Linked DNA regions of Homo sapiens: region 1 is linked to region 2. The links are chromatin loops, found by intact Hi-C in ENCODE. Cell type or tissue: IMR-90. All regions are shown on one strand.

Region 1 (2,500 bases), 160 kb before region 2:
TCCAAACAGAAACTATAGTTTCCCAGAAGCATACACTTACAACAACACAGATACACAATTCTTTATATACAATTCTGAAATCCCCAAGAATCTAAATCCAAAAGTATTTGTAACTCATTTAGAGGCAAAATCTTCTCTGAACTGACAGGCCTATGTATTACCTTGTTTTTCTTTATTTAGTATGAATATTCATTTGTTTCACAGCAGAAATATCAATGTAATTGCAAGGTCATGAGTTGCTGACTCATACCTGTAGGAGGTATTCTGCAATAATTGCTAACATAACATTTTATCTTTATTGGGATTACCAAACATCCTGTATCCCAATAAATATCTTGTCTTAGGGATTTTGGAGACTTGTAACATGAGGCTTGTGACATAGAATCCGATTGACCCAGCTTCGAGATCATCTGACGATGCGATGCTGCAGTTCTAGGTGAAGATTGTTTGGTTCTCACAGGCTGAGTGGTTCTGGGGTCAGCCATAGGTTGGGTCTACTCCAAAGCAGACTCGGGACAGCCTTGGAGATGCCAAACACTTCCCGTCCTGAGCTTAACCTTGATTCCTGTGGCCCTTAGAATGATTATTCTTACAGCAACACACCCAAGTGCTAGAACCAGTAGCCACGTTAAAAAATGGATGAGCACTGGCCAATTCGATCTGAGTTTGAATCCCTGACCTATCACTTACCAGTTCTGTACCCTTGACAGGTTTATCAAGTTTTTTAAACTTCAGCTTCTCATCCTTAAAGTGGGAATTTTAATAGCGTTTTTGAGGGCTGTGTAAGTTTTAAATGGCACAGCATATGTAAAAGGGCTTTCTGTGGTGACTTATTCCTACTAAATGTTCAGTAAAAGTCAGATTATTTTCCCCTTTCATTTGTTGGCATTTCCGTACTATTTCCATCAACAGAAATCTCTACCATAAGGCTATTTGTGAAGATTTTCTTCAAATAACTGATTTATTGTGGTGGTGGTTGTTAATTAAAATAACTGATGATTGTTATTGTTTTTTTATTTCTGAATCTCAGTCTGGATCTGTGCCATCTTAAAGTCCAGAAAGTTGAATTGGTTTAATTCCAATAGTATTCTGCCAAGATTTTTTTTAAGAAAACAAACTCTGTTAATAATGTATGAGGTTTATAATGCACATGTATCACAGTTTACAGGAAACAGAGAAAAATACCCCTAAGTGGTAAAGTGTGTTTATTGTAGGTCAACTAATCACATTTCTTAAACCTGGAATATATGAAATTTGATGCTTGGCTGTAGTCTGTGAAGAACTGCTGGGCATGGACTGTACCTTGGCTGTGATTCATTCTGATCTTATGAAGGCTGGAGCTCATGACTATAGAGTATGAGGCTGGCATGACTAATTCCCTTATAATTATCAAAAGGTCTTGAGTCAAAAAGTTATCTCCCGAGTTTGATCACAAGTCGTAAATGCACAAGGAGAGATTCCCTCCAGTGTTCAAGTTTCTCTCTGCTGCTGACTTGGGCGGCATGGGAGCCCCTTCTTAGGCCACCAGAGAGCCTCACGGTGAGGTGCTGGATGATACTCTCAGACCCTTCTCCTCAAGTAAAGGAGGACATGCTACACAAGGAAGGATTGCAAGTTTATGGAGGTGGCTTTATAGGTCAGTGGGGAAAGGAAGGACAATTTAATAAACAGTCATAGGACAGATAGACATTATAAAATAAAATAAGCCTCCCTAATTTGGATCTGAGGAAATCAATGCCAGGTGATGTGAAGACTTGAACAGAAAAAAATTTATAAGAAAATACGATATGACTTTAGGAGAGTGATACAATTTAGACGTTTGCTCCTTTTGAGTCTCATGGTGAAATGTAATCCCCAGTGTTGGAGGTAGGGCCTGGTGGGAGATGCCTGGTCATGGGGGCAGATCCCTCATGAATGGGGGTTGGTGCTGTCTTCGCACAAATTAGAGTTCTCTCTCTAATTTCACATGAGATCTGGTTGTTGAAGTGTGTGGCACCTCTCCCCTCACTCTCGCTCCCTCTCACCATGTGACATGCCTGCTCCTGCTTCACTTTCTGCCATAAAAGTTTCCTGAGGCCTCACCAGAAGCTAAGCAGATGCTGTGCCATGCTTCCTGTACAGCCTGCAGAACCATGAGCCAATTATACCTCTCCTTTATAAATTACCCAGGCTTACATAATGCTTTATAGCAATGCAGAAACAGCCTAATACAGATAGGGAAGGAGTCTTTAAAAAGACAAAAATGCACAAATCATGAAAAGAAAATGTGGCCAAATTTTACTAAATGAAAGTTAAAACTTCTGTAGAACAAAAGGTACCAAAAGTTACCATAACACTATTTTTATAAAAGTTGGAAATGTGCAAAATAAGTCTATATATTATTTTTTATATTATGTATATAACATGTATGTATGTGGGATGTGTGTATATATGTATGTATATATAAATATATATATAAACAGCATAAAATACGCTTAAGAAAAACATGCATTAAAATTCA
Region 2 (2,500 bases):
GTGAGATTATGCAGTAAGTGTAAATCGATGAACAATTGAATACTCAGGAAAATGATTGCTGCCTGCGTACTCACCAGATATCTCAGTTTCTGGCAGGTCATGACTCCCTTTTCTATTTCTTCTAAGAAAAATATCTACATCTTATTACCTCTTGCCCTTCATTTAAGTTTTGCCCTCTGGAAAATACTTTCTCCTCATAAAATTCCATTCAGACACCACTATTTTCCAGTCTAAATATACTATTTCATTCCCATTTCTCACAGGCCACAACCCCAAGATCACTAATACGCCCTATAAAATTTAATTGCTCCAGCCACTGCCCAACTTCAACAGGACATACTTGGATGTCCTGCGTCCCTTATTCTGGGTACCATTTGCTTCGAAAAGTCCTAAAATTGATGTTTGCCTATTGTGTAATACTAGATAGGTACTGAGCTAATAATTTAAAAATTAACAAAGGTTAAGTTCACCCTAAACATGGCTCTATTCAGGGTCAACAAGAATCTTCACGTTGCTAGTGATCAGACCCAACACTCACATGACTATCTCCATGAACAGCTATCTCAAATTTCACATGTTCCAAACTGAAACTCTATTATTCTTCCATTAACCTGGCCCACTTACACTCGTCCTCAAAGTTTCTCAGTTATTAATATCCTCCTTACAATTGCTCAGGCCAAAAGCCTTATTGTTATTCTTGAATACTTTCTTCACATTCCCTATCTAATTCATCAGCAAATTCAGTAAGCTCTTCCTTCAAACTATACCCAGAATTTCTGCAAGCCCATCTCAAGCCTCCCTTCAGCACCACTCTGATTCATACCACAGCCATCTCTCACCTGGCTCAATACAATAGATCCTAGCTGGTCTCCTTGCTAGTCAACACAGCAGCAAAAATGATCCTGTTAAAACACAAGCCAGCTCATGGTTCTCGTCTCAGTGTCCTCTGACAGCTTGGCAGTTCTTTCAGAATAAAAGCCGGTCTTTACAATGGCCTGCCAAGCCCTACAAGGTCCACCTTCTCCTTCCCTTACCATGCTTCAGCCATGCTGGTCTCCTCGTGTCTTTGAACCATACCAGGCACATTCAGGCCCAGTTCCCCTGGAATGTTTTCCCCAAAGACACACATACTCTGCTCCCTCGCCTCCTTCAAGTCCATATTCAAATGTTGTCTTGTTAAAAAAAGAGCTGGAGTTCTTTTTTTCTTAGAACTACTAGCTCTAAGAACTATTTCCAGGAAAAGACAGAAATCTATTGATTTTATTCTATATAACCTGTCAAAATGTTTCAACATTTCAGAATGAGAAATACATTTTTAAAAGAATATTTTAGAATTTCAATTTTAGAGTGAAATAACCCAAAGCAGGTTTGCTTTCTCTCTTTTGATTGTTGTGATGGCCTTACAGTTCCCTAGTCTAATAGCATACGTCTTTTCTAAAATGCTCTTAGGTGATTTGATTGGGCAAGATTTCCTCATCAGGTGCCCCACGTGCACCCATGGAAGGTCCCCCCTCTTCTAGTGGGTGCCTGAGTTCCCACCTCAAGACCTGAATGTACACTAGTCCCTCCAATGAGACCACTGCTACTCCACACCAAGACGGCTGAAATTCTACACATACACTGTGGCCCAGATAGATGCTCCCTGTTCCATGAATTCTTCTCTGATCTCTCTTGCAAAAAGCCACCTCTTCTTCCTGGGAAACCAGAGCATTGATTTGCACTCATTCTTGCATTCATTCTTGTATACAACCTTTTTATGTGACTTGTGTCCCTTAAACAGGTATTCTAATTTAATTTAGGAGTATAATTATAATCTTACTAGGTATTTATAAACTTGAGATTATAAACTGCATTTTACTTGCTACTTTATTGGCCTAACATAAAATGAGAATTCAATAAAATGGTTATTGAATAATTAGATAAAAATGGAATAAGTAATAAGCAAATTAAGATAGGGTCTTAAACTGCTCTTTTTAAATAGTCATTGTTTTTCTTAATTAGGCGCATTTAAATAAGAGTGTCATTGTAATTTTTTTTTTTTTTTTCTTGAGACAGAGTCTCACTGTGTCACCCAGGCTGGAGTGCAGTGGCCCAGTCTCGGCTCACTGCAATCTCCACCTCTCCGGTTCAAGCAATTCTCCTGCCTCAGCCTCCTGAGTAGCTAGGATTACAGGCACATGCCACCATACCCAGCTAATTTTTGTATTTTCAGTAGAGATGGTGTTTTGCCATATTGGCCAGGCTGGTCTCAAACCCCTGACCTCAGGTGATCCACCTGCCTCGGCCTCCCAAAGTGCTGGGATTACAGGTATGAGCCACCGCGCCTGGCTGTAATCTTAATAATATCAGTGACAGTAGTATTTAAATTGCCACCAATAATTTTGATGTCATTATTTAAAATATGTTTTTTATTATTAAAAATGCCTACTACTAATATTTTCCTTGGCTTTCTATCTTCAAGTATGGTTGTGTTTACATAAAATACATGGTATATAAAGTA

The links. A loop is a pair of places that touch in the nucleus more often than their neighbours do. Peaks named below come from ENCODE experiments on the same cell type or tissue, not always from the same donor. Only the 100,000 strongest peaks of a DNase experiment are listed, where the experiment ranks them.
Region 1: a loop joins it to region 2, with 2.0 times the contacts of the local background. A loop is called at or near these places in 4 of 110 quality-filtered maps.

Annotation. Positions count from the first base shown.
Region 1 is chr2:150,620,708-150,623,207 of GRCh38, forward strand. No RefSeq gene overlaps it. Among named protein-coding and RNA genes, the nearest start is that of LINC02612, 6.9 kb to the right of the region's middle. RefSeq lists an enhancer at 1-744. In IMR-90, no CTCF peak of the experiment used is centred here; a DNase peak (open chromatin) is centred at 1,314; H3K27ac peaks cover 1,509 bases.
Region 2 is chr2:150,783,669-150,786,168 of GRCh38, forward strand. No RefSeq gene overlaps it. Among named protein-coding and RNA genes, the nearest start is that of LINC02612, 160 kb to the left of the region's middle. In IMR-90, no CTCF peak of the experiment used is centred here; no DNase peak of the experiment used is centred here.